Linked DNA regions of Mus musculus: region 2 is linked to region 1. A link is a loop called in an ENCODE intact Hi-C map of the cell type or tissue named here. Cell type or tissue: heart. All regions are shown on one strand. Links, peaks and the distances in the headings refer to the core of each region. The heading gives the core; the rest is flanking DNA. Region 1 holds the start of Nr1h3 (nuclear receptor subfamily 1, group H, member 3). Region 2 holds the start of Arfgap2 (ADP-ribosylation factor GTPase activating protein 2).

What was found. Peaks named below come from ENCODE experiments on the same cell type or tissue, not always from the same donor. Only the 100,000 strongest peaks of a DNase experiment are listed, where the experiment ranks them.
Region 2: it touches region 1 in a loop (2.0-fold over the local background); 4 of 42 quality-filtered maps call a loop at or near these places.

Annotation. Positions count from the first base shown.
Region 1 is chr2:91,188,780-91,203,798 of GRCm38, forward strand. It overlaps Nr1h3 (nuclear receptor subfamily 1, group H, member 3), which reads right to left and starts at 6,337. Exons shown (of 10, transcript NM_001177730.1): 1 at 6,186-6,337; 2 at 4,838-4,917; 3 at 3,781-3,963; 4 at 3,010-3,276; 5 at 1,960-2,168; 6 at 1,683-1,862; 7 at 1,406-1,505. The coding sequence starts at 4,880. Acp2 (acid phosphatase 2, lysosomal) reads left to right here and starts at 14,133. Exons shown (of 11, transcript NM_007387.2): 1 at 14,133-14,269; 2 at 14,822-14,917. The coding sequence starts at 14,156. It overlaps Gm23390 (a small nuclear RNA gene), which reads left to right and starts at 11,385; the gene lies at 11,385-11,488. In heart, for the core only: a CTCF peak has its summit at 5,936; DNase peaks (open chromatin) are centred at 6,072, 6,412 and 7,942; H3K4me3 peaks cover 1,274 bases; H3K27ac peaks cover 1,047 bases.
Region 2 is chr2:91,258,233-91,273,251 of GRCm38, forward strand. Pacsin3 (protein kinase C and casein kinase substrate in neurons 3) reads left to right here. Exons shown (of 11, transcript NM_001289678.1): 2 at 1,632-1,695; 3 at 1,939-2,029; 4 at 2,172-2,328; 5 at 2,939-3,174; 6 at 3,279-3,434; 7 at 4,536-4,711; 8 at 4,827-4,947; 9 at 5,055-5,191; 10 at 5,533-5,654; 11 at 5,959-6,448. The coding sequence starts at 1,976. The coding sequence ends at 6,074. Arfgap2 (ADP-ribosylation factor GTPase activating protein 2) reads left to right here and starts at 6,883. Exons shown (of 16, transcript NM_023854.2): 1 at 6,883-7,172; 2 at 7,340-7,458; 3 at 7,994-8,066; 4 at 8,893-9,024; 5 at 9,104-9,184; 6 at 9,925-10,006; 7 at 10,220-10,276; 8 at 11,220-11,272; 9 at 11,701-11,837; 10 at 11,926-12,057. The coding sequence starts at 7,101. It also overlaps a transcript of 1110051M20Rik not described here. In heart, for the core only: no CTCF peak of the experiment used is centred there; DNase peaks (open chromatin) are centred at 5,689, 6,219 and 6,949; H3K4me3 peaks cover 2,113 bases; H3K27ac peaks cover 2,251 bases.

The DNA.
Region 1 (15,019 bases), core at 2,818-10,817:
GATGGTTAAAAGGAGAAGAAAAAATAAAAAAGAGCCTGCTGTTCCTTTTTCCCCAAGAACACACTGATAAAATGAGAAATGGAAAACTCAATGAAATCAAGATTGCTTAAATAAACACATCTTATAAATAGGTACAGATTCAGATAACAAAGTCCACGAGTGCTGAAGAAACAGGAAGGGTCCAAGAGAGAGGGTGTTCTGACAGAGGTAAGGGTTAAAAGAGCCTAAGATGGCAACCAGTTTTTTGAGGGAAAGGTGCTTGGCAGAAAAGGGGGACAGGGCTGGGCTTTGAGGTTGGAAAGAGCCATCGCATAGCCCACCAGGTACGTAGACATTCAGAAAAACAAAGAAACACAAGATGGTCTGACTGAGCCTTGTCCCTTCTCTGCAATTAAGAAAGGCTTTCCTAGAAAGCCCATATTGGGACAAGAGGCTCATGGGTTGGTCTGAGCCACCAAATACCAGTGAAAGCTTTCTGGACTCAGCCCTGGAACTCAGGATCTATCAGCGCTAAGAACAGAGCCACATTAGCTACAGTTCACAGCCTGCTCTCTCGGCTGCCAAACTCCTCAGTCTCACACAGACGTCTGTCCTCTCCCAGCTCCAGTCTCACAAACATCGCTAACAGCTATATGAGAGACGCTCGGCTGCTTGGCCCCGAGCAAGCATCAGGCCCCAGCACCAGTTAGAACTCATTCTAGAGGAGACACACGCTCTCCTGGTCTGCCTGTGTGTCATGTGTTAGCTCTAGTTCTATAGCTCATCAGGAAAAGGGACAGAAAGAGATTATGGGTCAAGTAAGCCTGCATATCTCTATAGAGCATTGTCTGAAAAGGCTTACTTGCCTTTTGTCTGTTAAAAGGCCTGATAGAATGGTTTTCAAAACTTTTTTCTAGCTACACAATATATTTTTAAAATTTTATTTAATGTATGAGTACTGTGATATATACATATGTGTGTGTGTGTGTGTGTGTATATATATATATATGCCTGAAAAGGGCATCAGATGCCCCTATATATAGATGGTTGTGAACCACCATGTGGTTGCTGGAAATTGAACTCATGACCTCTGGAAGAGCAGCCAGTGCTCTTAACTGCTGAGCCATCTCACCAGCCTGCTACACAGTATTTTTAAATGCTGAGCACAAGCTCAGTGCAGAGTAGCACATCCTCTCTAAAGCAAGAATGAAGGCCACTGCTCTGCCTTGCCTGGTCTCCACCAAGGAGACGCTTGTTGCATCAACTCCTCAGATGCTTCCATGGCTGATCAACATTCCAAACTCCTCTCTTGAAAACACAAGTTCATCTTCATTGTATAAGCACCTGAACCCCAGGCCCGTGGCTTTCTAATTATGATGGGCCCCATGGTGGAACGTGCCAGTCCCCTGGCCATGTCAGATCTCACCTGCTTTGGCAAAGTCTTCCCGGTTGTAACTGAAGTCCTTGAGGAAGGTGATGCTCTCACTGCCGGGGTTGTACCTCCGTGACGTCTCCAGAAGCATGACCTGCACACAAGCAGCATCTTTCAGACAGGGACGGAGGGGCTGGTCTTGGTACGTGGCTCTTGAGAGGAGGTTGAGTCCCTTTCCCTGTGGCTTGGACTCTCCAAGCTGGATATCTGGAGGTCCCCTACTGATAATCCTACTCTGTCTCTCCCTTCACCCCACTCCCTTTCCAGCCACCTCGATTGCAGAGGTCTTCAGCAAGGCGATCTGGTCCTCCCTGCTGAGCTGTAGGAAGCCAGGGAGCTGTTTGGCAAAGTCAACAATCTCCTGCACGGACACGATGGCCAGCTCAGTAAAGTGGGCAAAGCGCTGTTGTCGGGCTTCCCGGCTCTGAGGGTCGGGTGCAATGGGCCAAGGCTACCCAAGGTGGGCGGGGGAGAAAAAGGTAAAGTGCTGTGAGTCGAGAGGTTGGCTGGGGGCTTCAGGTGCAGCCACCTCTCCCCGGGTCAAGTACCGTGACGCGCAGGCGGTCTGAGAAGGAGCGCCTGTTACACTGTTGCTGGGCAGCCACCAGCTTCTCGATCATGCCCAGCTGCTCTGGGCTGAGCTGTGGCAGGACTTGAGGAGGTGAGGACACCCTTGGGGACACCGAAGTGGCTTGAGCCTGTTCCTCTTCTTGCCGCTTCAGTTTCTTCAAGCGGATCTGTTCTTCTGACAGCACACCTAAAGACAGGGCCAGATGTGAGGTGGGAAGTGAGCCAAGGGTGGGTTGATGCTTCAGAAACAAAATGTATGTGACAGCAAGGAGGATTTATTTATTTATTTATTTATTTATTTATTTACTGGTTTATTTCCAGTACAGGGTATGTGACAGCAAGGAGGATTTATTTATTTATTTATTTATTTATTTACTTACTTACTTACTTACTTACTTACTTACTTACTGGTTTATTTCCAGTACAGGGTATGTGACAGCAAGGAGGATTTATTTATTTATTTATTTATTTATTTATTTATTTACTGGTTTATTTCCAGTACAGGGTATGTGACAGCAAGGAGGATTTATTTATTTATTTATCTATTTATTTATTTATTTATTTATTTACTGGTTTATTTCCAGTACAGGGTATGTGACAGCAAGGAGGATTTATTTATTTATTTATTTGTTTATTTATTTGTTTATTTATTTATTTATTTATTTATTTATTTATTTATTTATTTACTGGTTTATTTCCAGTACAGGGTATGTGACAGCAAGGAGGATTTATTTATTTATTTATTCATTTATTTATTTACTGGTTTATTTCCAGTACAGAGTCTCACTACGTAGCTCTTGGCTGTCCTGGAACTCACTATGTAGACCAAGGGCTGGCCTTGAACTCACAGAGATCCATCTCTGCCTCCTGAGTGTTGGGACTAAAAGCATGTGCCACTCTACCCAGATAAGGAAGTTTTAATCCACACTCAGGAGATCTCTGCAAGTGTAAGCATCTGTCTGTCTTCACAGCAGGGCACCAGTATTTTTCCCAGTCAACTCTTCCCAGTTCCTGCCCTGGACACTTACACTCCTCCCTCATGCCTGCCTGGCGGCATTTGCGAAGTCGACACTCCTGGCATTTCCGCCGCATGTAGGTGTCCATGGGGCAGTGGCCACCGCTGTGGCAGACATAGCGTGCTCCCTTGATGACACTGCGGCGGAAGAATCCCTTGCAGCCCTCGCAGCTCAGCACGTTGTAATGGAAGCCAGAGGCTTTGTCCCCACAGACACTGCACAGCTCGTTCCCCAGCATTTTGGGGGCTGGGCCCTTTTTCCGCTTTTGTGGACGAAGCTCTGGATAGAGACACAAGATTTAATGTTCTCCCTCCACTGATCGCTCCTAGCTAGGCATTCTCCATTTCCTTCCCTCCACTGAATGCTATTCTCTCCCCCTCCCCTCCTCTCTGATTCATAATATGTAGCCTTTGAACTCCTGGACTCAAGTGATCTTGTCTCAGCCTCCAGGGTAACTGGAATTACCAAGACGTGCCACAGTGCCTGGCTAATCTGTTATAACAATTTCTGTCCTTTACGGAGGACTATTATGTCCTAAGTTCTACATGAGCTCTTTATAAGCATCGATCCTTAAGATGATCATAGGATTAATTTCAATTCACAAGAAGGGAGGTTGAGGCTAAGAAACGCCTAAGATATGGACACAATTCATACCAAAGTCATCCGTGTCTAGCTGACCCAGAGCATTCAGATTTAATTGTGACGTTAGAAAGCAAAGAGCCCCAGAGTTTCTCTCCCCTATCTAGGGAGACTTTACCTTCTCCAAATCCAGGTGACTCTTACCTGTCGGCTCTGGGAGGGTCTCTGCCCTGGGGAGCAGGGCTGTAGGCTCTGCTGACTCCAACCCTATCCCTAAAGCAACCCCAGTTGACTGGGGCATCCTGGCTTCCTCCCTGAGGATGCAAGTGTTGCCTCCCTGGTCTCCTGCATCTTGAGGTTCTGTCTTCCACAACTCCGTTGCAGAATCTGAGCCCAAGAGAAGCACGGGAGAATGGGTGTGGGTTCAGGTCCTATCTAGACTCCATCCCCAAGTGTCTTGGCTGGGAAACTACAAACTCAACTCTACCCTTAGAAGGCAAGCAAGCTAGCCAGGTGTGGTGGTGCACACCTTTAATCCGAGCACTTGAGAGACAGAAGCAGGTGGATCTCTACATTTGAGGCCAGCCTGGTCTACAGAGTAAGTTCTAGGACAGCCACTCTACACAGAAAAACCCTGTCTCAAAGCAAACAAAGAACAAACAGAAAAAGAAGGTAGCTAAGCCACAGCTCATGATTTCAGATTCCAGTACTCCGTAGGATTGAAGACTGGTGTTGGTTGCAGCCCTTTGCATATCAAGACACCCTACACAAGCGCGCGCGCACACACACACACACACACACACACACACACACACACACACACACAATAAGGTTTCTCTGGGTAGTTCAGGCTGACCTTGAACTCACAGAGATCCAACTGCCTCTGCTTCCTAAGTGCTGGGATTAAAGGCGTGTACCACCACTGCCCAACTAGTACATCAAGATCTTAAATGATCTTAAAGGTGCTAGCCTTTGCCCCCTGGGGGGATGATGGAGGGCATCCACTTCATAGAGCGGACAGAACTCTCAAAGCCAGAGCTGTCTAAGCATGAGACGTGTCAGCTTTCCCAGAAAAGCAAGCCCAGACTGAGGACTTCACTGACCAAGCACTAGAACCAGGGGAAAGGGTTTGAGCAACACTTAGATCTGGCAGTGCTTCTAAGGGGTGCTGGATGCAGTGAGGGGAGGGGGCTGATTCCTGAGGTAGGAGAGGAGCCAGAGACCTGGGCTCCGGGGAGAAGGTTTGAATAAAACAGCTTACCAGGAGAAACATCAGGCATTGAGGCCTCCAGCCACAAGGACATCTCTTCCTGGAGCCCTGGACATTACCAAGACACTGTCCTGCAGGAACAAGCCAGGTTACACATTTCCAGAACTAGGCCTGGGCTCCCTTCTGTGCCCTGTGCCTTTTTTCTGTCCTCACAGCATCGACTGACATTTACTTCTCATAGATTAGCCTATGAAGCCTTCTTTACTATATCCCTATGAAGTCCGGATTTCTTTGTTTGATTGGTTGGTTTGTTTTTCGAGACAGGGTTTCTCTATGTAGTACTGGCTGTCCTTGAATTCTCTCTGTGTAAACCAGGCTAGCCTCAAACTCAAATCCACTTACCTCTGCCTCCCGAATGCCAGGATTAAAGGCATGCAGCACCAACCTGGCTGAATTCAGGAGTCTCTCTCTCTCTCTCTCTCCCATTCATTTATATATATAAATTTTTTCCCAGTTCTAAAGATTGAACCCAGGACACTTCAGGCAGGCTAGGCAAATGGTTGGCCATTGAACTCTACAACCTCCACCCTGTCAGGCCTATTCTTAAATTCATTTTAAAGATAAGCAAATTAAGGTTCAAAGAGATTAAGGAAACTGCCTATAGACAGACAGGTGGAGGTGGTCCAGCCAAGAGTAGAATCCTGACTTGTTTGCGTTCTCAGCTTTGTTCTATCCTTTTCTGCGCCTGTCTCCAGGCTGAGTGGAGGGTCCTTCCATCTGGTCTGACATTAGGGCAAGCCAAAGTTGGCAGAACCACAAGACTGGATCGAAGCTCACTCTATGGGTCTGTTTATTATAATCTTTTCCCTGCCGTTACTGAAGTCCTAGTATTAAGTTCTTGTCTCAAGAATCTCACCAGTAGCGGGCCTCCTCTCCCAGAACCCCTCCAGTTCTTCTGAGACTTAGTAAAACTCTATCCCCGCCCAGATGTCCCGTTAGATATTCCTCACTTCTAGAACATCCTCCCATCACATCCCTCCCCACCCAGATGCAAGGATAGAGCCCCCCAGCCACTGAGCAGACTCGCCGAATCCCCAGGCCACCAGACTTCCCGGCTGCGTAGTCTCTGGAGCCCCCTTGCTGGGAGAAGAGGGTGTTGCAGTACCTGGCCTTCGAGGCCGCAGCGGGCAGCCAGTGACAAGAGCTGAGCGCACAGGGGCCAGCAGGGAGAAGCAGTAATGTAGGAAAAGGCCAAGGGGAGGGACTGCCAAGGGGTCCTTCCTACTGGCGACCCAAGACTCTTAGCTTCATTAGGCCCCCGCCCACGAGGTAGCTTCCCCACCAGACTAACTCCTCCCCGGCCGGCCACCCTCTTAGCCGGCGCCACCCTGTCCCCTACCCTCTACCAAAACTGTCGCGTTTCCCCGCAGACCGGTCTAGTTCCATCTCTCTCCTTCCTCTCCTCACCCTGGAGGCTCTTTGCTCTGACAGAAGGACTGCTTCTCAGTCACCCCCACCCTAATCCCAGCAGCCTCCAGAGTCAGCGTTCCCTCCCCCCTCCTCCCAAAGACACCTCGCGGAGCAAAGGTCCCGGCACGGCCCGGAATTGCGACACCAAGCCCCAGCCTGTGTTCCCAGCCTCCCTCCTCCCCTGCCTCTGGGAAGGCGCCAAGCTCTCCCCACTAGCCCCAGGACTGAGCCAAGCCAGTAGAACTCCAAGGGTGAAGACAGGCAGGTGCTGGGCCTTCCAGTGAGTTTGTGTGTGGATGCCCTGAGGGGGACAGAGAAAGGAAGAGGCCAATAAAAAGAGGCCTGGGGGAGGAGTGAGAGAAGCAGACATTAGCAACCCAGGGGCCAGTCCAGAATAGACACCCCCCCCCCCATAGATAAGAAGGCAACCTCATCTACGGAACAGCCCCATCTGAGATGGTGTCAAGATCTACTGACTCTAAAGCCATAGCTTTCCTGCCTTGCTTCCTGGGACAAGAGATTTAGCCCTGAAGGAATACATCATGCCTTTCTGATTTAATCTCCCAAGGGGATCAGCAGCTGGTTTAGAGAGGAGACTATGTTTCTTTTTGTTGAATAAGTAAACAAACAAACAAACAAACAAATGGCTCTCTCTTCTGTTCCACACTTGTTAGCTTGCATTCATTCCAATTCACCACAATCATTTCTCTTTAGGGTTCTGGGTTCAAACCTCCGTGTTACAGTTACAACGCAGGGAGGGCTATAACCTAGGCTAGGAAAGCACTTCTGTGCTGAACTTTGCCCCATCCAACTAGGCCATCTTGACTGAGCAAGTTAATGTCTCTGAACCTCTCTTTTTCTTTAATGTCTCTGAACCTCTCTTTTTCTTTAATGTCTCTGAACCTCTCTTTTTCTTTAATGTCTCTGAACCTCTCTTTTTCTTTAATGTCTCTGAACCTCTCTTTTTCTTTAAGATGGGGACGATGACGACGATGATGATAGTTTTGCCACATATGATCAATGTGAGAATAAAGATCAACACAGTGTGTCACAGTAATGTCCAAGGATGGGCGGGGATTATCTGTCCACTCCCAGTTCCTTTAGTGGTTTGTCTTCCCATAACCTTGAACCTTGAAGCTTTGTCAACTTTCTGAATCTTTGTTGCCATATACAAATCTCTCATTATCTCCTGGTTCCTGAGGGAGCGCCAAGAGTAAACGGCTCTAAAATCTTTCGCCTTTTACTAAAGAGTAAACGGCTCTGTTTTACAGCGCACACTGCTGTTTGTAAGCTTGCCCAAGACCACACATTGGCCAAACTGAGATCAGAATTCAGATGTCTTTTCTCCGGGCTCTTTTCTTCCTGTGTCTGAGTCCAGAACATTCTCCAGTCTGAAGGAGAAGTACTGAGATGGAAGAAGCCAAGATCGGTGGTCAGCAGGGCTGGTGGTCAGCAGGGTTGGTGGGCTGCAGATGCTTCAATTCAGATGTGAGAAGCAGGCGTTGAGGTTACTGCTGGCCATTCATCCCATGCCCCATTCCCAGTTTCCTGCTCACAGGCTCTTCCTGTTTTGCTGTGAACTCCAATTCCCATGGGTCCACATTAAAGCACAGGACAAGGGCCAAACAAGCAGCCAGAGGGACCAGAAGAGAGATGAACAGGGCATGAGGGAAGAAAACAGAGGAAACAGGGAAGGGTGAACATGGTTGTGGGGGCGGGACAGAAGGGACAGGATGGGGGAAGGATGAGAAAACTGAAGTAGAAAGGGGCTTGGTGAGAGATGAGAGGAAGCGCAGGGTGAGCCAAGGGAACAGGCAGAGACTGGGAACACGTGCAAGAAGGCAGCAGGCTGTGGGGGTGTTGCAAAATCTGCCCATGTATTCATTTCTCACATTCAGAAAAAGCCCCTCTGGCAGCCCCCATCTTCAGCTTCTGCCTCTGGCTTTTGCTCTTGTTCCTTCTCATCATAAGGTCATCCCCTCACAAGGCCTCCACCCTGGTCTGGACACTTATGAATCATAAGCACAAGGCTCTCCATTCTTCTCATGGGTTCCTTCCTCAATTTCCACAAAGACCTGCCCCTCTGGGAAAGTAGAAACCAAGGACAGCAGCCACAGAGACGGGGACAGCTCAGTCCCAGCACCTGTCAAGTGCAAGTGTCCAGCTCTCTCCCCTTGCTCAAGTTGCAGCATCATAGGTCCTCAGAGATGTCCCTGACACACCTCATTTCAAGGAACTTGAGACTTAACATTGGCCTGAAATCCAAAGACATTATCTTCTAGGGGTTTTGAAAAAAAAGTCTCACCCAGGTGTGGTGGCGAACACCTTTAATCCCAGCAGAGGCAGACGGATTTGTGAGTTCGAGGCCAGCCTGGTCTACAAAGTGAGTTCCCAGGACAGCCAGGGCTACACAGAGAAACCCTGTCTCGGAAAAAAAAAAAAAAGTCTCCCTCATTCTGCTCCCAATCCTCCCCCTGACTCCCTAATCTCTTCACAGGGGCTTCCTAGGCCCCCTGACCCAGACTTGAGGCAGCTACTGAACAAGCAGGTCCTCCCTCAAGCCAGTGAGGTAGGGCAGCCCAGTTTCCTGTAGAAGAGGCAGCACTGTCAGTACCTCACCATCACACATTACAGGCGATGGAGGAGCAAAGAGAAGAGAGAAGGCTAAAACCAGTTGCTGGTATTCCCACAGACTTTCTGGTGAGCAACCACTGGGACTTCTGCCCCAAACCAGGGCAAGCAATCAGGTGATAGAAGCATACCCAGGTCCCACTTTGGCAGCCCCACCTGCATGGCACACCTCCATCAGCCTTCCGGAAAGTGTACAAGCCAAGGTGCCCCAGGACCTAAGTCTTTCTAGTGTTTTCTTGACTCTTAACAGGAAGCAAGATCCCCAAGAACATCCTTGGAGAATCTTACTAGCCACAGCTCTGATTCTTCCACCCCAAACTTCCAGAGGCCACCTCTGGGCTTAGAAATCGCACTCACAAGCCCCTAGTCAAATGGACCACTAAATAACTCCCCCAAAGGCAGTCCTTCCTATTAAGCAAGCCATAAAGGAAGGTTCGCAGAGAAGGGCTAGGGTAGATATTGTTTCTAAATTCTTCTTTTGGTGCTCTAGATGAGTAAAACGTGTGAGGAATCATCTTTCAGAGCCCTGGGAATCCACTCCAATCTCCTAATCACAAGATAAAGAAGAATCTAGGAACCCCTACTCGGACCTGAACTCGGACCTGTATATTCAGAGAAGATATAGAAGGCAGAACACAAAGAAGAAAAAGTAATATTTACTCAAGCTCTTCTGCATAATTTATTCTATATGTCTTCTCATTTCATGTCTTATCATGTTGAATCTTAGGTTACCTACAAGGTGTAAATATCAAAACTGATTACAGATAAAAACTGATTCCTAAAGTCATGCTCCCAAATGAGGAATGCGTGGCAGTCCAGGGCCCTTGCTGCTCCTCCAGCGGACCCAGCTCCAGGTTCCTGTACTCATGCTGAGTGGCTCAAAACTTTCCCTAAGTACAACTCCAGAGATCTGCTGGCCTCCATGAGCACCTGGATTCATGTGCACACGCATAAGTAAAAATAAGTTCCTGCTCAAATTCAAACTTAAAGAAGACAAACCAACCTACTTTCTCCTATTAGACAAACTACCTCCAAAAACATGAAGGTGGGGGTGGGGGGGGAAGGGGATGGTTAATTCACTTGGATTTAGGTTTGCTTCTGCCAACATAGGCTAAGAAGTTGTTCTCCAGCCTGACTTTACCTTTGGAAACTGGCTTATTTGATCTGGAATAGGTACACAATGCATCTATCTAGACATGGGCATAATGATTTTTTTTTCTTTCAACTCTAATGAACCAAGGTGGAAAGAACTCGAAATGACCTGTAGAAAATAATGTCGAAGCTGAGGAGTTGCAAACTTGAAGCTTTGCTCTGGTGCAGAGCCCTCATTATCCTGGACTCAATCCTCACTGTAAAGATTGAAATAACATCTGCTTCACCAATCCTTCCTACACAGAGGCTGGCAGACACAGGGTGCAGACATACTTGAGCAAGTAGGAGGAGAGGCAAAGCCCAAAGGGGCTCTGTTCTACTTGGTGAGCTAAAGATTTACATTCCGAAAACACAGTGGCCTGGATAATTTTGCAGAGTAAAAGTTTATACTAACATTTTGTTTGTTTTTTGAGACAGGGTCTCCTGTAGCCTAGGTTGGCCCTGAACTTGCTATGTAACTGAGGCTGTCCTTGAACTCTTGATCTTTCTGCCTCAATCTTGCCATGTGCTGGGATATATATATATTTGTTGTTGTTGTTGTTGTTGTTGTTTGTTTTTCGAGACAGGGTTTCTCTGTATAGCCCTGGCTGTCCTGGAACTCACTCTGTAGACCAGGCTGGCCTCGAACTCAGAAATCTGCCTGCCTCTGCCTCCCGAGTGCTGGGATTAAAGGTGTGCGCCACCACACCTGGCGTGCTGGGATATTTAATAAAAGTCTTAAAGTTGGGCTGGTGAGATGGCTCAGTGGGTAAGAGCACCCGACTGCTCTTCCGAAGGTCCGAAGTTCAAATCCCAGCAACCACATGGTGGCTCACAACCACCCGTAATGAGATCTGACTCCCTCTTCTGGAGTGTCTGAAGACAGCTACAGCGTACTTATATATAATAAAAATAAATACATCTTTAAAAAAAAAAAAAAAGTCTTAAAGTTGCCAGGCAGTAGTAGCAAGTGCCTTTAATCCCAGCACTGGGGAAGCAGAGGCTGGCAGATCTCTGTGAGTTTAAGGCCAGCCTGGTCTACAGAGCTGGTTCTAGGACAGCCTGGGTTACACAAAGAAATCCTGTCTTGAAAAACAGAACAAAAGTGAAACAACTCCACAAGCATATGTGGGAGGAGCACGCCTATACTACCAGCATGTAAGAAAAGTGGCAGGAGAGCTTTAGAGCCCACAAAGTGAGACCTTGTCTGAAAACAAACAAACAAACAAAAAACTTCCACTAAATGCACTTGTCAGTTAATCATGTTCCATTCGATGGCACTTATGTGAATGATTTCCTTTGATAAAATCTCCAGATACCTTGGGGCTGCCATATGTACAGGCTACAAGAAACTTTCCATTACACTGCTGTCTTTGGCAGCGCATAAACTAAAAATGGAGCAATACAGAGAGATTTTCATAGTCCCTGCCTGAAGATGACATGGACATTTGTGAGGCATTCTTTATTTATTTATTTATTTATTTATTTATTTATTTTTATTTTATTTGGAGACAGGGTTTCTCTCTGTTGCTCTGGCTGTCCTAGAACTCTCTATGCCAGGCTAGCCCCAACCTCAGAGATCCACCTGCCTCTGCCTCCTAAGTACTGGAATTGAAGGCATGCACCAGCACATTTTATATTTTAAAAAGGGTTGGGATGTGGGGCTGGTGAGATGGCTCAGCAGGTAAGGGCATGTGCTATCTATCATGCTGGACCACCTGAGTTTAAACTTTGGGACCCACATTGTGGAAGGAGAGCATGGACCACTGAGAGTTGCTGTCTGACCTCTATACATGCCACGCACAAATAAATAGATATTTAAAAAAAATAAACAACAGATTATATATTAACCCAAAATCAGAAAATTTCAATTTCAAACTAGGTGTGGTAATATATACTTTGTACATTTCAGAAGTGAGGCAGTAATAAGTTCAAAGCTAGCCTTGGCTACACAGCAAAACCCTAATCCTGTCTGAAAGAAGAGAGGGAGGTTGAGAAGAAAACTGCTGAGTTGGGCAGAACGCACTTGTAATTCCAGAGCTCAGCACGTGGTAATAAGAGGATCAGAAGTGGGAGGCCAGCCTGGGCTATATAAGACCCTGTTTCAAAAGACAAACAACAACAAAAATAAGCAAATGAATTTCAATCCACTCTCTAAACTGTATACGCTTAGGCAAACTACTTTTCTCTGGGTTGGTTTCCTAACCTTATAAGTTGATGGAGGATCTTTGTGAATCACTTGACATTATATGCAAAACTATATTCTGTGTTCATGTGTAGACACATTTTTTTTGGAGAGAGGGCTAATTTTTCATGTGATTTATAGGAAACCTGTGATTTAAACAGTTAAGAAATAGCCAGGCAAGGTGGTGCATGCCTTTAATCCCAACACCCAGCCTGGTCCACAGAGTTCCAAGACAGCCAGAGCTACACAGAGCAACCCTGTCTCAAAAATCAAAATAATAAGAGAGAAAAGAGAAAAGAAAATTAAGAACTGAGGCTGAGGGGCTGGTGAAATGGCTCAGTGGGTAAGAGCACTGACTGCTCTTCCGAAGGTCTTGAGTTCAAATCCCAGCAATCACATGGTGGCTCACAACCACCCATAATGAGATCTGACGCCCTCTTCTGGTGTGTCTGAAGACAGCTACAGTGTACTTATAATAATAAGTAAATCTAAAAGAAAGAAAAAAAAAAAAAGAACTGAGGCTGCAGGCTAAGCAGCTAGAAGTATTGGCAACTCCTTCAGAGGAGGGCTCAGGTTCTATTCCCAGCACCCACACAGCTGCTTAAAGTCTACAGGGGATCCTATGCTGCCTTTTTGCCTCCAAGGACACTGTATATACATGGTTCACAGATATACATGCAAGCAAAACACCCATACATAGAAAATATTTTGTTTCATCATTGTTTTTTCCAGACAGTATTTCTCCATGTATCGCTGGCTGTCCTGGAACTTGCTCTATAGACCAGGCTGGCCTACATACAACTCAGACATCTACCCCCCTCTCCAAGTGCTGGAAGTAAAGGCATGCACCACATAGATTTGTTTGTTTTTAAGTTTAAAACTATTTAGTTTTGAAGCCTTCTTATTCTCCCCAAGTCTTTCTCAAGGTGACATCGAAAGTAAAGTTTAGGCAGTAAGGTACATAATTTTATTTGGAGTCCTGGGACAGTATCAATTCTGATCAGATTTGCATTAAAGCATATCAAGGGCCCAAGATCTCATCTGCAACTGTGTGTCACTCTAAGGTTTGGAATCACAACATCCAGACACCCAACTGGCTGCCTGCCTCCAAATCCTAAAGGCTAATGTCTGGAGGAACTCTGATTCTGTGGCAATTCCAGTTATATGCCTGCATCAAAACTGATGTAGTTTTCTGAGATTCCTCCCATAAGAATTCAATGTAGTGGGTTTGGGAAATCGGAACATCCTATGCAATCCAACTCCTCCTCAAACATGACGTTTGAGTCTAATTTAATTTAGAAATCGGTAAGCACAAGAAAAGAGCTGAAAAAAACTGGGGAGTACGAAGGTTTGTTCAGGACATGAATGGCAGACTAGACTGGATCTACCTCAAGGACACAGGGAGTCCAAAGGGCTGGTTACATGCAGTACCCTACATCTCAAACAAGCCCGCTTATCGGAACAGTGTCTAAGCCAAGGCTTACACTAAACTACACACCCAAGAGCAGAAAGTTAGGCTCTGTACTTCCCCACACCTTGCCCCAGTTTTGCACCAGCCGAGGCTCTGGGATCATTTTCAGAAGCATTCCTCAAAGCAGGCACTCGCTCTCCAGGCCCAGACCCCAACCAGGGCAAGCACCAGCTTTGTAGAAGAAGGGGTAAGCCTGACCTAGCGCCTCTACAAAAGCGAGGTGTTTAAGCCTTTTCTGCCCGGAAGGTCGCGCAACAGTCCCACCCTCGTTCATCACCGCCAATCGCAAACCTTCTCCATTTGCATTCCCTCCCAAATTCCGCCTTCTCCCACCAGACTTTCTCATTCCCGGTCTCCCGCAACCCAAAGAAAGATGGCGAAGGCTGCACTTCCGGCAAGTGTCCTTACGAATGCATCCGGGCGGCTGCAGCAGGTACCGCCCAAGGCGTTCCGGCCTCTTGCTACACAGCCTACAACAGTGATGGCCGGCAGACAGACTGGTTGGAGCCAGGCGGCTCTTCTCCAGTTCCTTCTTGGCATGTGCCTAACGGTGATGCCACCCATACAGGCCCGGAGTCTACGCTTTGTTACCTTGGTAATGGGTGACGGAGTCACCAACGGGTTCGCCAAAGCTGAAAGGGCAAAGGCCGGCTGGTAGAGGGAGGGGCAGAGCTTGTGTTCTGGGGCCGGGGTCTCACTTCTCAAGGAGGAGAAAGAACCGGTTTAGGAAACCGCTGGCCCATAGTGGGTTGTGCGGCTGGATTAAGAATTGATTTGGAGCCCTAGGCTATTTTTTTTTTTTTTTTTTTTAGGGCAGGACGACCGAGTAGGAGATATTCTTCCCTAGGATGGGAATTTAGTTAAAAGGTTGAAAGTCACCCATAAAGACGACTTTGATCTTTGTTTTCCCAGTCCCATTGCCCACTTCCTCCCCCAGAAGGCGTTGCTTTCACTACTCTTCTACCTGTGCTTTGGGGCTTTACCTATTATCTCAGGTTACATTGCATCGCCCGAACTGGGGTCTTTTTTCATCGCTCAGTAGAGAAAGATGGAGTGAAATTTCCTTTCCTGGCATGTGCAGAGGTGGGTCCTGTCCTTAACTAGAAGACCCTTCTGATTCTATAGACACACCATTTTCTTTGCTCAGCTGTATCGACATGGAGATCGGTCACCAGTGAAGACATATCCCAAGGACCCCTATCAGGAAGAGAAATGGCCCCAGGGATTTGGTCAGCTAACCAAGGTGGGTCAAAAGCCAACCTGCAAGGTCTCGGGATATGCTACGGAATGAATCACATCTGGAGCACAGAAACTGGGGCTCCTTAAACTACTAGCTTCCCACATG
Region 2 (15,019 bases), core at 3,743-11,742, 70 kb after region 1:
GGGCTCCAGCTAGTGTTTGCTCTGTGAGGCCTGAGGGAGCTGTGCCAGCACTGCACACACAGCCTGCTCTGTTCTGGGGCCAGGGAGAAGGAACGGGTTGGGGGCAGCTCTCCTGGGAGCCGGGAGCAGGAGACTGGAGTAGGCAGGGCCCCCCAGGTCCTGGATGGCTCAATGATTTATAATTACTGCTCCCCACCACCCTATCTGGCTGGCAAGCCATTCTGGATAAGTGGGGCTGACTCAAGAGGAAACAAGGTGGAGAGCTAGTGGAACTTGGGGGGCAGTTTGTTCTGTGTCTAGGGATCTTCGTTGACTATAGGCTAATGAGGTCCCAGGGAGAGGCCAGTCTCCCTCCTGCCAGCAGATGTAGGAAGTCAGCTTAGACCGGGCTTTTCTCAGGGCTGCTGTAGCCAGCATCTTTTCTGATCTTCAGATGGGCCATTCTTCTTTCCTTTTTGGTGCTGATGATGGACCTAACCTCTGGGCTCAAGTGTGTCCTATCTCTGAGCTAAGCCTCCAGTCCTTTGTTTTCTGATTTAGTTGTTACTGATTCTAGTGCCCGGGGGTAACGTGAACCAAAACTGCAGAAGTCTGTCAGTGACTTTGGACAGATCCAGTCTAAACCTATGGAATATATAGTGGGACTGAGAGCACAGGGGCTATAGGGAGCCCTGAGGAAAACAGAGTCAAATTTGGAGTTTTGAGAGTGAGTAGAGGTTTCCCAGTTTAGAGAGCACTGTGTCAGAGTCCTGCTTTGGTTGCTGCAATCTCATACTCTTGTCCCCTTGACCTAACTGTCCCAACGGCCTTGGGCTATCTCAGGGAAGAAAGTAATTTCCTTCTATGGACTAAGAGTCAATTGGTACTGGGGAGAGCTAAGACCTTGCCTGGAGGCAGGAGGCTGCATGTCACTGTGTCCTCTAGTGGGGGTGGGGTGGAGAGAGAGAGAGAGAGAGAGAGAGAGAGAGAGAGAGAGAGAGAGAGAGAGAGAGACTGATTGACTTTGGGGGTAAAATTACCCTGGACTTTTTGAAGGCAGAATGGAATTGTTACCTTAGGACCCTTTGAGACACTCCTGGATGTTGTGTGGTGGTGGCAGGGGGCAAGCAAGTGTCTCCTTACAAATGACGGGTCTTTCAAGTGTTTCATTGCCAGTTTTGAGTTTTACATCAACCGTAGCATGGACACTGACCAGGTGGGGGAATTTCCACTTTAGAGTGAGCTGAGGCTCCCTTAGGACAGTAAGGCACAGTTGTCCAAAAACTTCCTGGTCATGATAGGGCCAGGCCTTCTGGCTCTCTTTCCAGTCTGCTCAGCATGGACACTTGCTGGGGCTTGTGACAGGGCACCTCCTCACTTGGACTGGTTTGTTCATGGGGTTGCCTTGTCATCCAAGGGGTCTAGCTAGGCAAGAGTTCTCTTCTCATCTAAAGTAGGAGTGTGGGGCTTTCTGCCCACCACCCACCCCTGTCTGTCACCTAATCCCTTGCTGAATTGTGTGACCAGTCTGGCATTCTCAGCCTGGAATCTGGCACTTCTGACAGCAGTTGCTATATTGGGGGTACTGGGCACCGCCCTGGACACTGGAAGCTCTCAATCTTTACTCCCTCTGTGCTCTTGTTAACATCAAGACAGGCTCATAGTGGCAGCTTGGAGACTTGGACACGGGTCCTGGAAGTGATCTGGAGACCCCAGGTATGTAGAGGATGGACTGAGATGGGTAGCTCCACGGGGAGAAGGGAACTTGGAAGCTGCCATCTTTGCCTTTCTCCTGGCTCCTCCTGGGGACTTCTAGCCTTCTGCTGCTCGGCCATTCCTCCGGTCATTCCTTGGGTAGTGGGGATGGCAAAATGACAAAGCTTTGGACTACTAGAAGGCCTCTTCCTAGTCCCCAAACAGCAGGTCTCACTTTTCTGTTTAATCACCTGCCCTCCACAGCACCACATCTGCCACCATTCCGTGCTGCAGGGATACCATGGCTCCAGAGGAGGACGCCGGAGGGGAGGTCCTAGGGGGCAGTTTCTGGGAGGTAAGCGGCTGGGGACTGGGTCCGGAGTGGCAGCAAACTGTCCCTTTCTTGATGGGCTCAGCCACCTGTCCAGGAGTAGCCTATCTATCAGCCCCAGCTGGAAAGGGGGCTCATAAAGCCATCTCTCTTTTCTGTGTTCCAGGCTGGCAACTACAGACGGACGGTGCAGAGGGTTGAGGATGGGCACAGGCTGTGTGGGGACCTGGTTAGCTGCTTCCAAGAACGTGCCCGCATTGAGAAGGCCTACGCCCAGCAGCTGGCTGACTGGGCCCGCAAGTGGAGGGGTGCTGTGGAGAAGGGTGAGCCAGTATACAGGCCTACCAAAGGCCTCAAAGGTTATGAGGGTGGGACCCTCAGGGCAGCTTCCTGAGGCTTTGTGGGGCTTGGGGATGGAATTTAAGACCTCAAGCATGCAGGGCAAGAGGGAGCTATCTTCCTACTCCACCTGTTTTCTAGAACAGAACTGAAGGTCAGAGAAGGGACTTGCCTGAAGTCACAGCTAGGAAAAGCTAAATGTGGAGTGTAGGTCTTTTATCTGGGTAGGAAGATCCTGGGCATTACAGAGCTTGTGCAGCAGACATGGTTTTACTCCGCTTTGGACAAGTTAACCTGACGTCTCTAGGTTTAGTTTTTTGTTGTTGTTTGTTTTGCTTTGTTGTTGTTTATTTTTGCCCGGTCCACGTTAGCAATGGCAGTGTCCCCATAGTAGTAGTGAAGTCAAAGATTAATGAGATCGCTCATGTCAGAGCAGAGTAGGGAATTCTAACACAGGACTTGACACTGCTGCTGTTCAGCTGTCGCACCTCAGCTCCTACCATGCCCCTGTCTGGCACTCAGAGCAGTATGCGGGGAGGGGAAGGTCGTATTTAAGTTAGCAAACCCGCCTGGCCCAAGCTCATCCCTCTGCAGGCCCACAGTACGGCACCCTGGAGAAGGCCTGGCATGCCTTCTTCACTGCGGCTGAGAGGCTGAGCGAGCTGCACTTGGAGGTGAGGGAGAAGTTGCACGGTCCAGACAGCGAGCGAGTGCGGACCTGGCAGCGAGGGGCTTTCCACCGGCCAGTGCTGGGGGGCTTTCGGGAAAGCCGGGCTGCAGAGGATGGTTTCCGTAAAGCTCAGAAGCCCTGGCTAAAGAGGCTGAAGGAGGTGAGGCCCGGAGCAGTGCTTCCCAGAGGAGGCAGGCACCTTCCAGGTCTACGCGGGACCAGGGTGTGGCGGCTAGGATTCTGAGTTGTTCTCATGGTCGTTAGGTTGAGGCTTCTAAGAAGAGCTACCACACAGCCCGCAAGGATGAGAAGACAGCCCAGACCCGGGAGAGCCACGCGAAGGCAGACAGCTCCATGTCCCAGGAGCAGCTTCGAAAATTACAGGAGCGGGTGGGCCGCTGCACCAAGGAGGCAGAGAAGGTACAGTCCCCTGGCAGAACTTCCTGGATGCCTTTTCAGACCCTAGGCTCTTCCTGCTCTACTCCCGGATGCCACTGGAACTTGGGCTGGGTGTTGGGGTGCACACTTTTAATATCTGCACTCAGGAAGCAGAGGCAGGTGGATTTTTATAGGTTCAAGGCCAGCCTGGATTACATAGAAGCTACTAGCCCTGTCTACATGGAGTTTCAGGCCAACAAAAGCTACTGTAATGAGACCCTGTCTCAACAAACAAACAAACAAACAAACAAACAAACAGGAGGAACTTGGGCCTGAGGAGATAGCTTGGTTGGTGAAGTGCTGGTTGTGAAGGTAAAAGCTAGGCAAGGCAGCTGGAGTGGTAAAGGGGAGTTGTCAGAATGGGTGTGTGTCAGGAATGGACAGGACAGGTGGATCCCTGGACCTGGATGGCCAGTTTGTCTAAGGGCTGTGAGCAACTGAGGAAGGCACCCCGTGTTGACATTCTGCCTCCAACACACACACACACACACACACACACACACACACACACACACACACAGAGAGAGAGAGAGAGAGAGAGAGAGAGAGAGAGAGAGAGAGAGAGAGAGAGAGAGAGAAACATGAGGAAATACAATGTTTTACCCAGGAAAGCAATGGGATTTTGAAGAATGGCATTTTTTACTTTTTATTTTTTTATTTTTATTTTATTTTTTTTTACCCAAGAGAGAAATAGCTGGGTTTCAGGAAGTTGGAGACTTAGTTACCTGGAATCGGTTCTCATATTGCATACTCTGTCGCCTGCCCGGAGTGTCCTTCTCTCTAGCATTTCATCCTTTCTGAGGGGTGGCAGTTCTATAACACCTCCTCCTCCAGGGAGCCTACTTGGATTTATCTCACCTTATCATCTAGATTGACCCTGTCTTGCACTTCATCCAGATTCTTCTAGGTGTTTGTTTGTGTACCACTTCCCTTATTAGGCTGCTTCTGTCAGTTCCTGAGGGTAGGAAGTGAGTTCCAGGTCTGACTGCTTCAGGTCTAGCCTATGGCTATGCTCAGAGAATGCTGGTGCGGGCCTGAGTGGAAGGCAGTCTGTCCTCACTGCCTCCCTTCTCTCTCACCCAGATGAAAACCCAGTATGAGCAGACCCTGGCCGAGCTAAATCGCTACACCCCACGCTACATGGAGGACATGGAGCAGGCTTTTGAGAGCTGCCAGGCTGCTGAGCGCCAGCGGCTTCTCTTCTTCAAGGATGTCTTGCTCACCCTGCATCAACACCTCGACCTCTCCAGTAGCGACAAGTATGACGGCGCGCTGGAGAGAGGCTCCCCTGACCTCCTCTGGGTTCTGGTGGGGCTGCATAATTTGACATTCTAGGGGCTCTTGGCCTTCCCTGTCTGACTGGGTGCCTCATAGGTTCCATGAACTCCATCGAGACCTGCAGCAGAGCATTGAGGCTGCCAGTGATGAAGAGGATCTGCGCTGGTGGCGGAGCACACACGGGCCTGGCATGGCCATGAACTGGCCACAGTTTGAGGCAGGTCTTAGAGGCTGGGTGGGCCTGGGTTGGGCTCAGTGTGGATCCCAAAAGGATGACAAGGTTTGCGATGAAGTCAGTGAAGGTGGGCCAAAATCTCTCCACAGGAATGGTCGTTAGACACACAGAGAGCCATCAGCCGCAAGGAGAAGGGTGGCCGGAGCCCAGATGAGGTTACTCTGACCAGCATTGTACCGACAAGAGATGGCACCGCACCCCCACCCCAGTCCCCATCGTCCCCGGGGTGAGAGCCGGGATCCTGAACAAAACCAAGACCGGGCTCTATGGCTTGCTTGTTACCACTTCTTCCTGCTTTCCTATCACATCAGTGCCCGACGGCCATCTTGGGAGAGTTAATTTCACCGAGGTTTAGATTTGCTCCATGGTCCGGTGTCTCTCGAAGTTTGGCTGTATAACAGTCCTGTGCACAGAGATAGACCTGTATCCACAGTAGTGAGTGGCAGCAGGATGGCTGTTCACTTGGCTCCTCCCTGCCCGCCGCCAAGCAGCCAAGCCCTTTGTCTTGAGTACTGGATACAGTGGGTCTTGTGCCCTGAGTTGTGCCCCTTGTGTTCCCCTCTCTAGTAGCGGGCAGGACGAGGACTGGTCAGATGAGGAGAGTCCCCGGAAAGTTGCCACTGGGGTGAGGGTACGGGCGCTTTATGACTATGCTGGCCAGGAGGCTGATGAGCTGAGCTTCCGAGCAGGTATGCTGGGCCCTTTCATGGTCCTTCCCACTTCAGCCCCCGTCCTACTTGCTAGAGCAGGGCTGTAGACGAAGAAAGCCAGGGACTCCATCCTCACAGGCTGCTCAGGGTCCAGCTGCAGCCTGACAGTTGCCTCCCTGGGGTCTAAGGTTGGGTGGCTTTTCCTGGCTGTGTCCTATCCTGGTCTGAGTTGGGTATCCTCCAGTTTGTCGGCCCTTGTGCTATTCCATCCCCCAGTCCATGACCTAGTTTTGAGACCAGTAAAGCCAGTGCTTTGGGCAATGACTGTTTTGTCTTTCTTCAGGGGAAGAGTTGCTGAAGATGAGCGAGGAGGATGAGCAGGGCTGGTGCCAGGGCCAGCTGCAGAGTGGCCGCATTGGTCTGTACCCTGCCAATTACGTAGAATGTGTGGGCGCCTGAGTGCCCTGACAGCCCTACCAAGGCGTCTCTCTGACCTGGGCCAGAGCTTAACCCTTCCTGGACTGCTGGACCTGAAGGCCCTGAACCATGTGCTGCTGCTGTCTCTCTTTTCCCACAGGAGGAAGTCTCAGGGCCCATGAAGGGCAGGGGTCTGTGTCTAGAGTTGGAGGTTGGAATGATGGAGGGTCGAGAGGTGCCCGAGCCTCCTCGGGAACATTTGGGTCATCCCAGAGTGGGAGGATCCAGCTCCTAAACTGTTTAGGAGTTCCTGGGGTGAGGTTGGGGAGAATGTAGTTTGAGGCTGGCAGCACCTTCTTTTGTGACTTGTAGTGTGCATTAAATTTGATTAAGAATAAAAACCCCATCAAGTGTTGTGAGCGTCTTTTGATAGCCTACTCTTGCTGGTGGGAGGCACGGGGTCGGCCCGTGGGCGTGCCATGTGTTATGGAACTGGGATTGGGCAGGCAGTTGCCTCCTGGTATCTGCCCCGGAATTTCAGGAGTGCAATCTGGACTGGAAGGGACTTGGTGATCAAGGTTGTTGTGTGCTGGCCTCTGCTCTAGGCCAGTTGCTGGATTGTGAGCTGAGCTGGAGCCCTGCCAATGCCTTCCGGATGGGGCTATGAGCACTTGGGAGATTGTTAATCATTACTCGTCCATCACAGAGTCTGTTACCATGGCTCTCTGCCTGACGCCTACAGCCAGTGGTCGAGCGGTACGTAGGGTACCCGGGTCCAGCAGGAACTCGTGAGGAAGTTTGGGCCAGTCCACGAGCCGTCGCCCGCTCGGGCTGCGGATTGGCCAGGCGCAGCGCGGCGTTCACTCTCAGGCCCGTGGTGGAGCTCCCGGCTGCTAACGTCATGTTTCAGCCCCGCCCGACGTTCATTGGCCCAGATCTGGTCGAATCACTCCACTCGTAGGCGGGTCGGGGCCCTGTCGTGACCGGCGCGGTGAGCCTGCCTTCGCCGCCGAGGATTGGCCCGCGCCGGGACCTGTCGGTCGCGGTTGTGTCTGGGAAGGAGAGAAAATGGCGGCGAGCCCGAGCAAGACCGAAATCCAGACTATTTTTAAGAGACTTCGCGCAATTCCCACCAACAAGGTGCTTGAGCGGGCGGGGTACGGGTCCTGACGCCGGCGGAGAAGACGTCTCTTGTCCCCTGGGGTCTGAGGGAGGGCGAGGACGGAGGTTGGAGGCTTTCTTGTGGTTTCTAGCGCCGGGCCTCGACTCTGGGCCCTAACCGTTCGCTTGTCGTCTTTTCCACTTAGGCCTGTTTCGATTGTGGCGCCAAGAGTCCTAGTTGGGCCAGCATCACTTACGGTGTATTTTTGTGTATTGACTGCTCCGGAGTGCATCGCTCCTTGGGTGTCCATCTCAGCTTTATCAGGTAGGTTCTGTGTGAGGGTGCTGTGCCTCCACGGGGGCTGTGTGCGTGGTCAGCGACGGGGAGAGGGCGCCTGGACTTGGACCTTCCTGAATTTGATGTTTGGATTTCTCCTGGCGGGAGTTCTGGTAGCCTACAGCGGGGGCTTGCGGGCGGAGGGCGGCGGGGGGTTCCACCTCTGTAGACTTCTCTCTTCACAGTTAACATGGTACTCAGCATCAGTTTGGGGGAGAGCTTAGATGCATTGACCTTGTTATTGCAGAAAGATTGGCCCAGTAGGTCTCCAGTGCGACTTTGACCAAACTTTAAGAAGAGCCAAACCCGTGCCTGCATTTCTCAGAAGTCGACCTCCTTTCGGATCTCCTTTTCAGAAATAATTAGTACCCTTTGGATTAGGCGAAGCGCAATGATTTCAAATACAGGGGAGAGAGGAGGAAATGGGACAGTGACTGATGGTTCCTGGACACCCACAGAAGCCTGAGGCCGAATGACAGGTTTAGTCTTGATAGGGAAGGTGACACTCAGCCCTTGTACACAGGTCCACAGAGTTGGATTCGAACTGGAGCTGGTTGCAGCTGAGGTGTATGCAGGTCGGCGGGAATGCCAATGCGGTAACGTTCCTTTACCTTCTTCCACCCCCATCCTTCTGCCTGGGTATTTAACTTTTCCTTGATTTCTCAAAGTGAGTTTGGTTTCTCTGTTCCGAGAGTTTGCAGCTCTGGAACATGCCACACACTTTTCTAAATTCAGAAAAATTTAAACAGCTTCTTTCAAAGAGGCTTAATGAAATACAAACTGGGGGGGGGGGCTTGGGGGACTTTTGGGATAGCATTTGAAATGTAAATGAAGAAAATACCTAATTAAAAGAAAAAAAAAAGGAAATACAAACTGAACTAGACAGGTGCTCTCTGGCAGTAGCAGTGTCTCCATAGTCATTGGGGTTTTGTGGGCTCCTGGAGGGAGGATAGCTGAACAGAGAAGTACATACATTCTTCAGTCCCCTAGACCTTGTTCCCTGCTCTTACGGGGAGGGGCTGGCATGGTGGTTTTTGGGTTTTTTGAGGAATTTTGGAGGAGGTCAATTAGTGAGTGAAGGTGTTTATTGAGGGAGGCTGGTAACCTGAGTTCATTCAGTTGAGGGAACCCACATAAGGTGGAAGGAGAGAACCAACTCCATGGACTTGGCCTTTGACCTCTGCACACATGCTGGGGTGCACATGGAATAAATACAAATAAAAGGTTTTGTTGTTCTGTCTTGTTTTGAGAAGAAATCTTGGAAGACGTTTACCTCTTTGAAAACCTGCTGATGTCAGTAGTGTGTCATCCTGAATAAATAATAGCCCAATTGTTTAGTAATGTGTCTCCTATAGTGTGAATACAGTTTTCTTTGGCGAGAGTATTTGCACATACATATTACTCCTTCTCTTTGCTCTCCAGACTGCTTTTTTCCGCCAACACGGATGTATGGCCAATGATGCTAACACCAAATATACGAGCCGAGCTGCCCAGATGTACCGAGAGAAGATCCGGCAGTTAGGGAGTGCAGCTCTGACTAGGCATGGTACTGATGTGAGTGCTGGTTCCTGGGCTAGGGTGCTGGGATAAGAGATAGTAACAGCCCTGAGTTTCAGTGTCTCCTCTCTTCCAGCTTTGGATAGACAGTATGAACAGTGCTCCAAGTCACTCTCCAGAGAAGAAAGACTCTGATTTCTTCACAGAACATACTCAGGTGAGTACCACAGGGATGTTTCCTCTGATAAATGCTTTACTTACCAAGGCTGTATATACCCTTTTGTGATCATGACATAAATTCTTGTGTTTAGGTACAATGTCTCAGAGAGTGTTTGTAGTTCAGAATTGGTAATTACTACCTGCTTCTTATGGGAGTGGAGTGGAATCCTCCTTAGAAATGGATCCTGGAGTAGAGAATAGTTTGAAAGCTCAAGAAGTCTCAGGGACCCTAAACAACTTCCAAAAAGGAACAGAAGTTGGAGACAATGAGGATTGCCCCTCCTGTGACCCACCTGTAAAAAAGCTCTCCCCTCTGTTGGCAATGGGTATTGAAGTTAGAGCCTTGGGTCACATCCCAGCCTCTCTGCAAGTATTTCTGTGATGTGGCTAAGTCACTTAACCTGGGGGAAAACTCAGTTTCTAAAATGGAGACATAGTTACTTCCTAGGGCCTGAACATAGTTACTTCCACTGAACCTGTTGTATCTGTGAGCACCTTGGATTTGCATCTGGTGCATGGTCAATACGTAAGAGTTGTTAGTGCTATCAGTTAGGGGAATGGGCTTAGCTCTGAATTGAAGAGGCTGTTTTCCTACATTTGTCTTCCATGGTAACTGGTAAGTAAAATTGCTGATCTCCAATCTTGTCTTATTGTAGCGGGCAGTGCCTCCTATCCACAGGTAGCTGTGGGTTTTTAGGAGGGCTCACTGAGGCCTCTATGATCTGGCTTCCTTTTTAGGCCCCTGCTTGGGATACAGCAGCCACTGATCCTTCAGGGACTCAGCAACCAGCCCTACCTTCAGAGAGCAGTAGCCTGGCACGTGAGTTCTGCCCAGATCTCAACCAAGTGCCTGGGCCTGGAAAAGGACTAGGGTACAGGAACACTTGGCCAGGGACATAGGAGCTCAGAGGAGGTTTCTCTTTAGTCCTTGGAGGAAGGGGTGGGCATACATCTTTTGATGGCGAGCTGAGGAAAGCCAGTGACTCCTGTCTTACCACCTCCTTAATGTAACTCCTGTCAATTGCATTCACAGAACCTGAACAAGGCCCTAACACTGATCTGCTCGGAACCTCACCCCAAGCCTCTCTGGGTATGACAGCTGGCGGGGGTGGGGGTGGGGGGCTGGGAGGAAGTGGGCCTCAAGTATTTGTTCCAGATTTCTGCTGCCCACTCATGTGACCCAACCATAGGACACTGAGCAACTGATCCTCTTGGGTGGGCACTGCCATACTGACCTCAGAGCCTTTGAGCTGACAAGCCCAGATGGCTGTCAATTTGAGTGTAGAGGTAGATCTAGTCAAAGAATGGGAGGCTGGAATGGGACTGGTGTCAGGTAGGACTGGGCCATTTTGTCCATGAGGTGTGGGGATAGCTTTGAGCTGCTCCTGGCTAGAGGTAATGCTGTCCTTTCAAAGTTCAGCCTTTCCCACTCCTTTGTGGCCTTCAGACTTGGTTATGGTAAACAATTCCTTTGCTGGCCTTGGTTTGTTCTGTTGACTCTTGGGGGTTGGGGCAGGAAGCCAGTGGCTATCCAGTTGATTCTGTGAGACGGCAGACTTTGAAGCAGGCTCTGCATAGGCTTCTGGGTTTGGGAGCTTTATGAAGCTTCTGGGGTGGGCCCTTGTTAGCCACACGTCTATTTTTCCTCCAGAGTCCATGTATCTGTCAGCTAAAGGGCCCTCTTGTACCAGAGGTAACCAGGGCTTGGGAAACCTGTCCCCTGCCTGCCAGTTCCCTGCTCTAGCAGCTGAGGCTGTCGGGCAGCTCCCCTGCCTAACAACTGTCGCTTTGGTTGGGTACTTTGTCTTTGGTGCCTCGGGTGTAGGCTCTTACTGACTTGGGCATCAGTGAGCTCCCCTAACCTTGTCCGTCTTTGGCTTGAACAGTCTTGGCTGGAGCTGGTAGGGCAGGTCTGACTTTCTGTCTGAAGGAATTCTTTTGACATGCTCTTGTTGGGAAGCTGCTTGGTGTGAACTGAGCCACAGTCTCTGACCATCCTCTGTCCTAGCTCATGTTCACCTTCTTCCTCACAGAACTGAAAAGCTCCATTATTGGCAAGAAGAAGCCAGCAGCCGCTAAGAAAGGGGTAGGTGGGATGAGGCAATATCCTAGGGTGGTTGTGAGCTGCAGTTGGGCTCCTTCAGTTCTTCCATGTACTGACAAAGGTCCTAGACTTACCTGAACCTTGTCTGTGAAAGTGATTTAAAGGCACTTGTCTTTGGGGTCTCCTGGGCAGTGAGCAAGACCAAGCACATCTAGTACTTAGAGCACATCTAGTACTTGGCACACAGCAGGCCCCAGTCAGCATTAACTGCTGTCCTCATTCCTGAGACCTGTGTGGCGGCGGTGCCAAGCTCATCACCAGCTCCAGCAGAACCACCGTTGTCTTAGAATGCTCACTGGATACTGAGGAGGAGACCCCCTTCATTGTGGGTGTGACCGCAGTGGCCACAGTGGGGAGGGAGCTGAGGAAACTGGCTGGCCAGATCCCACATCACATGGTTTTCTCTTCAGCTGGGTGCCAAGAAAGGCCTGGGAGCTCAGAAGGTGAGCAACCAGAGCTTTACTGAGATTGAGCGGCAGGCCCAGGTGGCAGAGAAGCTCCGAGAGCAGCAGGCAGCTGATGCCAAGAAGCAGGCAGAAGAGTCCATGTGCGTGATGGCTGTGGTGCCCTTGGCTTGTGTGGGGGTTGGTGGCAGGTGGCGTGGATGGCAGCCTCTGAGTGTTCGTTCCCTCCAGGGTTGCCTCCATGCGTCTGGCCTACCAGGAGCTCCAGATTGATCGCAAGAAGGAGGAGAAAAAGCTCCAGAATCTTGAAGGAAAGAAGCGAGAGCAGGCTGAAAGGCTGGGCATGGGCTTGGTGTCCCGAAGGTGAGGCTCGGGCCCTGGTGTGTTAGAAAAATGCCATTGTTTTTCTGGGAGCCAGAACAGGCTCTACCCAGTCAGTCAGGGTTCCTTGCTTAGTCTTCCTCTGAGGCTAAAGACAGAAAATGTTGTTGTTTTAAAGTACCTTGGACAGTGGTTGGCCACACGTGTTAGTTGCCTAAGTTTTAAGAGAGCAGGATCAGGTGCTGTTTTTTTACTCCAGGTTAGGACGGCACTTATTAATATGGCTGCTTTGTGACTGAGCAGTTTTTTTCCCCAAGACCTGAGAACCTTAGGGCTTTTTGCTTTTTTTGTCCACTAAATGCCATTCGTCCTTCCAGATACAATAATACCTCAGACTATCCACATTTCAAATGCCTCTGGGTTGGGGAGTTCTCTGTGTTTGTGTGAGTGTGTGTGTTTGTGGGGGTGGGGCATCACTGCCTAGCTGGGAGTCTGATGTTCCAGAACTACTGGTTTGTGTTCTGTGCTTTGCTTAACAAAAGCAGAGCTACTCTCGGAAGCATTTTGAGTTAATATTTAGGGATTTCAGTAATAGTGCTTTTTTTTTTCTTTTTAAAATATGGTCTTAGTGTATATTCTGGACTGGCCTCAAACTCCCAGAAATCCTTTTGCCTCTACCTTCCAATTGCTGGAATTAAAGATAGTAAGATTTTTTTTTTAATCTTTTAAAATAAAGTATCTGGGGCCTGGGGATGTAGCTTGGTTGGTAGTGTGTTTGTCTTGCATGAAGCTCTGAGTTCAATCCTTAGTACTATAAAAAACTATTGTGTTGGTGTAAGTCTGTAATTTTAGTACTCCGGAGGCAGGAAGATCAGAGGTTCAAGGTCATTCTTGGCTATATAGCAAGTTTGAGGCTGGCCTGGGCTAAAATGTATCTTTGAGGAATGGTGGCACTTGGGATGTGGAAGCAGCAGGAGCAGGAGTTGAGAGTGATCTTGGCTACATGGGAATTCACAGTCAGACTGGGTTCTGGGAGGCTGTCTCAAAACAGCCTATCGTCATCATCATCTACTGGTGCCATTCACAAGGTCCTGGCTGCACTTAGCCAGTGCCGTGGCTCTTGTCAGGAGGCATGGGTCGTTATGAGAAATGTCTTAGACATAATAGTCCTAGGGAGGAGGCCTTGTTAACTCTGTACAGATGAGGAAACTGGCATGCAGCTTCCTCGAAGCTCCAGACCTAGCAATTGGCAAATGAATTGACTTTTTAATTCTAAATCCATTTGTAGTTGTGTTTGTTTTTGTTTTTGCTTTTTTTAAACTCAGTGTAGCCCTGGCTGTCCTAGACTCACTCTGTGAACCATGTTGGCCTCTAACTCAGATCCGCCTGCCTCTGCTGAGTACCAGGGTTAAAGGCGTGCGCCACTATACCCTACAAAGCAGGTCTGATTGTTGTAATTTAATCTTTCAGCACACATACTTGATATTACCTTCTTCCCTTTCGGTCTGTATGCTGTGAGTGTAAGCACTCGTGTCATTAGTGAAGTGCAGGAGTGTGCTCACGTATGATGTAAGTGTGTGTGCATTTTGTTTCTTATTTGTTTCCTGTGTCCTAAGATAGCTTCCAAATTGCTACATAGCTGAGGAGTGCCCGAGATTCGGATCCTCCTGTCTCAGTTTCTAATGTGCTCCCATATCGGGGGTTTTAGTTGATTTATAAAAAATTAGTATGTAAGGTGTTTTTTTTTAATTATTACATTTAAATTTTTTCTGGTGTGTGTGTGTCTGTGTCTGTGTCTGTGTCTGCACGCGTGTGCACCGCTATGGATGATGGATGTCAGAATTTATGGGAACCTTTTCCTTTCACTGTCTGGGCCCCATGGGTTAAACTCAGGCCACTGGACTTGGTAGCAAATGCTTTTACCCCATTGAGCACTCTTTCCAACATTTACTAAATCATTTACTAAATCTTTTAAAATTACATTGTTATTACTTATTTTTATGTATGTATATATGGGACCTATGTGTCCTATGGCACACATATGGAGGTCATTTCTCCCTTGCCATGTCCTAGGGAGTGAGCCCTGGTTTTCTTATTTTTGTTTGTTAGTTTGAGACAGGGTCTCATTAGTCTTGGCTGGCTTAAAACAGGCTGTTTTTTTGTTTGTTTGTTTTTGTTTTTGTTTTTGTTTTTTTTTGGACAGTCTTATGTAGCTCAGGCTGGCCTCAAAGCAGCTACATAGCCAAGGATGACTCATGGTCAGAGGAGTCTGGGTCACCTGGGACTGGAGTTAGGATGGTTGTGAGCTGCATGTGGGTGCTAGGAATTAAACGTGTGTCCTCTGGGAAAGCCACCAGTGCTCTTAACCTCTGAGCCTTCTCTCTAGCCCCTGTGGTTTTTCTTTTCTTTTCTTTTCTTTTCTTTTCTTTTCTTTTCTTTTCTTTTCTTTCCTTTCCTTTCCTTTCCTTTCCTTTCCTTTCCTTTCCTTTCCTTTTTCTTTTTTTTACAGTGCAGCATAATCTCTACTTAAATCTAGTCTACCTTATTTAAAATCCAGTTGCAAAATATTCATTCCTTGGGAGTTTATAGTTTGGACTCTTGGTGAGTGTGTGACCACAGCAGCGGATCCTGACAGGAGTGAGGCACTGCCTATGCTGCTGCCCACTCTAGGGAGCACTGGCAGGGCAGGGCAGGTCATGACCAGACCCTGTGCTAGGAGAGGCCTTTTCTTCCTCTTCTCTTTTCTAATGAGTAAGGACTCACGTGATCCCATGAGGAGCAGCTGGTGTCCTCATGCACACATCTGTCAGGATCTCAGGAAGGGAAGATAGAGTCTGTGGTGTAATGAGGTTCTGAGTAAGGATGGAGCTGGATGGAGCTGGGCATGGAGGCTCATGCCTGTAATCCCAACACTGGAAAGGCTGAGGGAGGAGGAGCTGGTCACATAGCCAGTCTCCTTAGAAAATACAAACAAAAGCGAAAAGGGGAGGAATGGTGGCTGAGC